3 separate regions of the Mus musculus genome follow, and regions 1 and 3 are each linked to region 2. The links are chromatin contacts, found by Hi-C or POLR2A ChIA-PET in ENCODE. All regions are on one chromosome and are shown on one strand. The core of a region is the stretch at or near the end of the contact, and the rest is flanking DNA. Distances in the headings are between cores, read along the strand shown. Region 1 has its middle 37 kb from the start of Gm35315. Region 2 holds the start of Chfr (checkpoint with forkhead and ring finger domains). Region 3 holds the start of Ankle2 (ankyrin repeat and LEM domain containing 2).

Region 1 (2,700 bases), core at 27-2,526, 78 kb before region 2:
CCCTGGCCCCAGACCATTAACCACTTTCCCAAGCATATTCCAGGTTTTAGAAAAGGAGCCCTGTTTTCTCTCTATACCCAGGGCCTCAGGGAAAGCTCCCATGGACTAGGCTGTGAATGGCTCTGCCAATCGTGTTCCTGGGTTTCAGAAGGAGCTGTGTCCTGCTCCAGACGTGGGGACCTCAGGGAAAGTGTAGCTGGATCAGGCCTACACTCAAGACAACAGTTTTCTTTTCTTTTCTTTTCTTTTCTTTTCTTTTCTCTTCTCTTCTTTTCTCTTCTTTTCTTTTCTCTTCTTTTCTTTTCTCTTTTCTTTTCTTTTCTTTTCTTTTTTCTCTTTTCACATGATTGTCACTAGGTGTCATCCTGCCCATGTGGCATAACTATCCTTTTCTCAAGAAGAAAACTGAACTTTTATGGCTCACCAGGCCTTACTGTAGATTGTGACCCTGTAATGCCCCATTGAGCAGCTGGTTAGAGGCCTGCTCTTTGATCTGGAGGTGGGCCTAGATGCTGGTTGTAAATCTAGTTTGATTCCATTGTTATGAATTCTAGACAATCCTGGTGAACAAGCATGTGTATCCTAGCATCCTAAACTCTAACTGCCCTGGTTAGCATATTACTTATCTGTGGGATGTGTTACATGCAGTGCACCCTCAGCTAAATTCTACTTGGAGTGCCTTACTATCCGCTAAGCTTTAGTAAATCCTTTACATCATCAATTCTACTCTTTTACATCACAGCTTGATAGTGAATTGCTACCCAGCACATGAGATGCCTTTTACAACCTCCACAAAATTAACTCCAAATGGGTTGTCCACCTTAATGTCAAATGCTAAGAACAGAACTTGTAGAAAGTCGGACTCTCTGAGTTTGGGATCACGCCAAAGATCTCTCTACACACAGGCCAAATGCTCTGCACAGATGCAGCCCCCACAGTGAAGTTATATAGATGCTACAGCTGGGTCCCGCGAATGGCTAGGACCTCAGGGGACCTCACAAGTGGCCGCCGATTCCCACTCTGTCCTGGGAAAGACCCACCACAGCAGCTCGCGCTGCTCCCCATTGTTGGCAGTGACCCTGTGCTCACCATGTCGCAACTTCAGACCTTGCCTGAACACGATTCACAGCACACAACGGCAGGACACAGAGCATAGAATATGGGACCATTCAAGACTGCTCAGCTACTAAGTGAAACCGGCACTAAGGCACCCGGAAAAACCCGCCTTCCCCTCTGACTGGCAGGTGCGCCTAAAAGGCTCTGATTGGCCAGTAAGTCTTGAGTGACTCGAGTACCTCCCTTAGGGTTAGAGAGAGCTGAAGGCACACAGTGTAGAGGTTCTCAGCCTAAAATTCAACTCCAGTGCCCAACCTTTTCCAGATCTACAGGGATTTGCATTTCTGTAGTATTTGTGCCGGTCCTCCAATAGCCTACCCATCTTTCTCCCTGCGCAGCTCCAGGGAGGCCCCACCACTTCCCTGCCACCGCTCAGCTGCTTGCTCCTCCCCTAGGAGGGCAGTAACCCTGTGCTGACCAGGGCCTGACTTCAGCCTAACCTTCCCTTACTCACTAGGCTGTTTGCCTTCTCCCTCCTGGAATTTAGGTAGGGAGCTTGCATAGCCCTTTACTCAATTTGCAGGGGATTTATTAATCTGTCCCACAAGCAGAAGGGTGCCCAGGAAATTAACAATTAAAGAGAGATTTTGGAAAACAATAGTTTATAGAAATGAATGGGCTTATTAATTTCTGGTTTGTTATATTCATAGTATAATTTATTTTCACTTACATCTTTAATGATCAGTTAAGAAGGATACAGTTGTGCCGTGGCTAAGCCCCAGCGTGGGGTGATTGTTCGTTCCTTCTTGTAGGTTCTTCTTGAGGCAGAGGAGGGGGAAGAGCATAGCCAGAGGGTAAGACTTTGTCTTAGGAGATTCTGGGGTAAGACAAAGTCTTACCAAAAATTTAGGGTTGCTGAATAATAAAAAGTTTACTTATCTAAGTCTAAGTTACTATGCTGTTGTAGCTGACCTGCCTTCTGTGATCCTCTGAGGTCAGAAATCGCAGTTTCTGGCACTCAGCACCTCACCCTAAAACAGCAGGAGATTAAGTAAAGGATTAATTGCTAGACTCTTTCCCCTATTGTCCAGATGCCTCCTGCTTGTCGGGCTAGGGGGGAGTTTGGAGCAGTAGACTTCTATTGAGTCAGGAGAAGAGAAAACACTCCCAGAAGGAAAAATTTTTACATAAGCAAATATGCATAATCTCACATAAATTCATATTCAGCTTCATTCATGCTCATTTATTCATTTCCATTCAAACATACTTACACACACACAAGCAGACATTCTCACAATTACATACGTACACACATCCATACTTACATATGCATATGGAGCAAAAGACCAAGGATGGGTGCAGCAAGGATTCACTCATTCTGGATTTAAAAAAAAAAAAAAAATGTGCTCCAATTTTTATTACATAGAGAAAAAAAAAAAGCTTCTACCTTTTTAATGCTAAATAAATTAAACCCATGTTTGTAAGAAAAAAGCTTTGTTTCTTTTAGTAAGATTAAACCTGCCTTGTCCTTACTATGGCACCTGATCTGTCCCATGGTTAGGAGAAGACTGCCTGCTCCTTCTGCTCCCTGGGACATCTTCTTTTCTCCTCTTTCCCTCTGCATTCTGCACATTGCTCTCTTAG
Region 2 (2,704 bases), core at 145-2,644:
CAACATAAGAGAGACACCTGCACCAATATAAGAAATTATTTGGAATAAGACTTTCATTTTGACTAGTGGCCGAGTAAAGTTTAAGTTCCTAAGGCCTATTGGGAATTGACATCCTACTTGGCAGAAAGAAATATGTACATGGGTACTGTGACAAGTTAGGACATGAATGTTAGGTAAGTCAAGTCCCTGCAAGTTGAGTACCCAGATCAATGGGAGCAGGGTACATATACAACAAAGACAAGTTCCTAAGTAAACCCTCTATCCCTAAATCCTGATTGGTGGAATAATTTAGCACAGATGTTTGTGGATTTTAGGCTTAAAAACTCTATATAATCTTAACTGGGGGGTGGGGGTGAGGGTCACAGTTCAGTTCCCAAATGTGAACAGTGGCCCAGCCAATCACATTAGAGATTACCTAATATCCACCCCCCAATAAGAAGGCCCACACACCCTTGACTGCGGACACCATTTCAAAAAATGTGACCCACATACTGCTTGTTTCTTCAGAATAAACGCTCTTTGTCTTTGCATATTATCTATGTCTGGGGTCTTCTTCGGCGATTTTCAGACCGGTACAAATCCATGTTCCCGGAGGCAGCCACTGCTACTTTTATATCCTTTCAAAAGTATTTGAGTAAATCTTTGTAGACATAGGCAAAGACGCATTTCCACATATATTTACAAATGTGTCTGTGTATGTGTTTTCTTTTTACAAAACAAACAAACAAACAAACAAACAAACAAACAGATGTTTAATACTTTTTTGAAGCTGTTCACCAGCAAAGACATTACTCCGAGCTGCTCAAGAACCACTGTGTGTGGACTTTGCTTCTCTGTCTTCAGTGACTTTCTTCCAGGGCATTGTTTTTGCCAGTGTTTCTCTCTCACCGGGGGGTCACCAACATGCTTGTAGCATACAACTCGGGAATGACACAAGATCCTAAGAAACAGGATTTAAAGATACCGCAAATCAGCCCTCAGAGACGAGTTACCTGTTTCTATTCTAATTGACATCTTAAATTATGCTCCTTGCGAAGGGCTGGCCCACTGTACCAAGCTTTCACATTTTGTAATCTGACGTGTGAAAATAGCACCTTATCTCGGAATTACAAGTGAGGTTTTAAGGACCTTCCGATCTATAAGTTACTCGGTCTTTTTTTTTTTTTGGCCCGAATCTAACATGGTGCCCTCCACAGCTACTTCCGTGCTTTTGCAGGAAGGTAAGTGCGCCTGCCTGCCAGCATCAAAGATGGCAACAAGGTGCACATTCTCTCATCTGCGCAGGCTCCGATCGCTCCGCCCCGCCCCCTCCGGATAGCCTTTTCTGGCACCGCTCTAGCCGTCGCTCTCGGTGGGCACGGCCGCCAGCCAATCACAGGGCGTACCGCTCTGCTCCCCTCCCCCTCGCCTCCCGTGGATCAGCTGGGGTACCCGAGATGTCTGTTGACAGCGGTGGCGGCGACTGTAAGGCCGGTTCCGGGATCCGCGCAGGGCGTGGGGTAAGCTGGCCGGCGGGTGGGGTCCTGGCTGGGGAGGCAGGCGGCGGCCAGGCTATAGCAGCGGTGCTGAGCGTTTTTTAAGTAGTCCCTGAGCCGGCGTTTCTGGGTCTCTGTAGATGTGAGTCCTATGGAGCTACACGGGGAAGAGCAGCCGCCGCCGCCGCAGGAACCCTGGGGGAGGCTTCTTCGTCTAGGCGCAGAGGAGGACGAACCCCAGATCCTTCTTTGGAAACGCGAGTGGACCATCGGAAGGAGGAGAGGTGCGGTGGCCAGAGTGGAGTGAGGACGAGGATAAAGGCTAAAGGGGTAGACAGGGATGAAGCATAGGGACCTAAAGTGGGTACCCAACTGAGAGGAGACCGAGGGCCTAGAACAGGATCGAAGACCTAGTCAGAGTGGGTTTAGATGGGGAAACCGACAGGGGGTTTGAAGTGGGAAAAGTACCCGGCTGGCGATACAGAAGCTACTGGAATTCGGGGGGTGTGTGTGTGTGCACTGTTTTTCAACCCCCCCCCCCCCCCATAAAATGGGCTTATTTATTTGTGCAGTTGCTCTTCTGGATGCTTGATGATGGATATCAGTCAGTTCTCAGTACAACTTTGTGAAATAGATCTGTAAATATATCCTTCGAAATACGATCTTGTCCTCATTACTGTACACTTCTCTTTCTCAATGAAATGCAATTAGAAATTATTAACAAAAGGAAAACTGAAAAAAGGTATGTAGAAATTTGACACCACTGTTAAAAGGTTGACGGGTGAAAAAAAATAAACCACAGGGACTTTAGAAAAAATGTTTTGTGACAAATGAGAACAAAGAATATGCTGGAAGACTAGGACACTGTTAAACCAGTGCTCTGAGGGCAACTTATAATGGCAGGGTTTCTATTTGAAAAGATCTCAAAGTCCCAGGAAATAGAATAATTTATTTAATGAACTTAGGAAACTGAGAATTTGAACAAAGTTATACACAGATCCCAACATCGATTGCTTTGGGTCAAGGACATACATTTCTTTTTTTCGTTTGTTTTTGTTTTTGTTTTTTTTGGGGGGGCGGTTATGAGGCAGGGTTTCTATGTATAGCCTTGGCTGTCCTGGAACTCACTCTGTAGACCAGGCTGGCCTCAAGCTCAGAAATCCACCTGCCTGTGCCTCCCGAGTGCTGGGATTAGGACATAGATTTCTATAACTTGTGTCCACCTTATT
Region 3 (2,700 bases), core at 35-2,534, 95 kb after region 2:
GAGCAGTCAGTGATCTTAACCGCTGAGCCATCTTTTCAGCCCCCCACCCCACATGGTCTCTTTAAATAAACACAATTATGAAGCAAAAGACAAAACATTAAAAGTTGTTCTCCACTGCTCTATGACATATTCCTGTACCTGTTTCTTTAAGGAATTAATACTACTTTACCCATCTGCCTATAATTAAATTTAACTTATTTATCTTGGTTTTTTTGAGACAAGGTTTTGCTACTTAGTCTTGGATGCCTCTTGGGCTGGATCTATAGACCAGGGTGGCCTCGAACACAGATATCCACATGCTTCTGTCTGGAATTAAAGATGTGCACCACCACGCCCAGCTAAATACTGAAATACATCTAAATTAGCTTTCTAATCCTGGGGCTATAAAAATAACTGGAAATTCATCTTAGCATTTCTCAAGTCATCTAGTTTGGCTTCCCTGAGACTGTTCTGAGGAGTAAGTAACATCTTTAACTGAAGATATGACCTGAAGGGTATGTATATCTGACTCTTGGCTGGTAACCTGTAAATTGAACGTGTCGGGGCCTCCACTCAGGCCTTTTTAGGCCATTCCTCAGGCCACCCTCTCCGGATAGTGAGAATTGGTCTTACCAAGTTCTCACTGGCAGGAGGTAGGATACACATTTGAACAGAACAGGCCTCCATCCTCCACTCTGCCTTCTAAAGACCACTCAGAGTACATGTGAGAAGCCTCTACACCATCACGGGCTTCCATAGCTCATGATCTGTGGGCAGAAATTAATGTGACATGCTTGTAATCACATTTCTGCGAGCTCAAGGAGGCAGATCTCCAGCATAAGGCCAGTTTGGGGATATATAGTTAAGACTCAAAAAAGAAAAACAAAGGTTAGAAAAGGACTTCAAAAATTAAAATCAGCAGCCTGGCATGGTGGCTCACATCTTTAATCCCAGTGCTAGGTAGGCTTTCGCGTTATCCGTCGGAATGGTATAGGCATTCTGCCTGTATTCCAGAGAAAATCTTCATTAACAACAGGAGGCAGAGCTGGGCTTTCTGGCCGCCGTATTCATCCTCAGCCCCTATCAGTCAAGCACTATGGCCCCAGCTCTGCTGGCTTCGGGATGACACACAGTCTGGGTGACCCAGGAGCCCGCTCGCGCTCTCCAGCAGCGACAACTCGGGGCGGCGCACCTGAAGAGCGAGCCGCGCCAGGCAGCGCGCCGAGTCCGACTCAGGACCCCGACCAAGCTGCCCGCGCCACTGCCGGGCTGCGCTCGCGTTAATCAGGACCCCGGGCTGCCTCCGGAGCCGCCTGAGGCTGCGTTCCGGGCCGCGTTCTAGCCTGATCGTTGGGAAACGGGACGGCCCGCACTGCGCGCGCAGCCCGCCTGGTCTAACCACGGCCGGGCGGAGGAGGAGGCTTGGGGCAGGCGCGACTCCCGTGGCGAGGCGAGCGGTCTTCTGAGGGCCGGAGGCGGGAGCGACGCGGGCTGCATTTGCAGCGGCCGCGCTCAAGGCCTCGGCGCCGGCGGTGGCGATGCTGTGGCAGCGGCTGGCTGTGGTGGAGTGGGCGGCCCTGGCCTGGGAGCTCCTGGGCGCCTCGGTGCTGTTCATCGCCGTGCGCTGGCTGGTCCGCCGGCTAGAGAAGCGGCCGCGGGACCTGAACCGTTGCGGGACGCTCTCCTCTCCGCCCAGCGCGTCTGAAGCGGTGGCCGCACAGCCAGGTAAGGCAGCGTCAGTCGTGGGAGGAAAACCTCACTCTCCACGCCCCCTGGATACGGTAAGACCCTATCGCGGATATTTTGGAAACTTTTGATGAGAACCCACAGCCCTGTTAGCACTTCTTCTCTCCACCTCTCTAAACTGTAATCCCATGTTTACGAGGTATGTGTTTTGTTTTTGTTTTGTTTTTTAAGATTTCTTTAGAATTTTTTAAATTTATTTTTAAGATTTACTTATTTTATGTCTATGAGTATACACTGTAGCTGTGCAGATAGTTGTGAGCCTTCATCTGGTTGTTGGGAATTGAATTTAGGACCTCTGTTCGCTCGGGTCAACCCTGCTCGCTCACTCCGATCGGCCCCCCGCCCAAAGATTTATTTATTGTTATAAATAAGTACACTGTAGCTGTCTTCAGACGCACCAGAAGAGGGCGTCAGGTCTCTTGTTGTGAGCTACCATGTGGTTGTGAGATTTGAACTCAGGACCTTCGGAAAGAGCAGTCGGTGTGCTCTTTCACCAGCCCGAGGTATGTGTTCGTATGAAGCCACTTTTCACTAACGCTCACTTTCTCCTAAATCTAGTTCTTAGTGGAAGATGAAAAGTAATTCTTCTAGAAGGAAAATGACATTTTAAGCCATTAACTCAACTTTAGAACTTTAGAGATAACCCAACCCTAACAAGATCTTACGGGTAACAGAGGCTCCATTTGCTACTATGAACTTAAACACAATTTCATTTTTTAATTACTTAGGGCTGGGTATAAAACTCAAGGCGTGGCACATCTTGACAAGTCTTCTACCACTGACATACATATCAACCCTTTCTTAGCAGTCGTTGGTTTCTTGGGGGTTTTGTTTTCGTGTTTTTGTTTTTGTTTGTTTGTTTTTTGCTTAAGAAATGGGAACAGGAAGGTCAGGGTAATGCTGGTTATTTTTACATGGCCGTGGAGAAATGAAATGTTTGTGTTGTGACAACAGGGCCAATGCTTGTCTTTTGGG

The links. Hi-C counts contacts between places; a loop is a spot of excess contacts on that map. ChIA-PET counts read pairs that join two places held with the same protein, here RNA polymerase II (POLR2A).
Region 1: a map of heart shows a loop between it and region 2 (2.8-fold over the local background). The contact joins the enhancer-like site here to the promoter of Chfr in region 2. A Hi-C loop is called at or near these places in 6 of 37 maps with a recorded cell type or tissue (heart, left cerebral cortex and mouse trophoblast stem cell). POLR2A ChIA-PET finds 5 or more read pairs at or near these places in 3 of 5 experiments (Patski and embryonic stem cell).
Region 3: POLR2A ChIA-PET joins it to region 2 with 11 read pairs in Patski. The contact joins the promoter of Ankle2 here to the promoter of Chfr in region 2. POLR2A ChIA-PET finds 5 or more read pairs at or near these places in 2 of 5 experiments (Patski and embryonic stem cell).

Annotation. Positions count from the first base shown.
Region 1 is chr5:110,056,840-110,059,539 of GRCm38, forward strand. No RefSeq gene overlaps it. Among named protein-coding and RNA genes, the nearest start is that of Gm35315, 37 kb to the right of the region's middle. Within about 2 kb of position 1,277, at least 1 of the 3 ENCODE cell types and tissues checked has a DNase peak (open chromatin) inside an H3K27ac peak, as active enhancers do; it is heart, where a contact is called at or near this core.
Region 2 is chr5:110,134,436-110,137,139 of GRCm38, forward strand. Chfr (checkpoint with forkhead and ring finger domains) reads left to right here and starts at 1,395. Exons shown (of 18, transcript NM_001289577.1): 1 at 1,395-1,499; 2 at 1,616-1,759. The coding sequence starts at 1,627.
Region 3 is chr5:110,229,720-110,232,419 of GRCm38, forward strand. It overlaps Ankle2 (ankyrin repeat and LEM domain containing 2), which reads left to right and starts at 1,285. Exons shown (of 13, transcript NM_001253814.1): 1 at 1,285-1,704. The coding sequence starts at 1,518.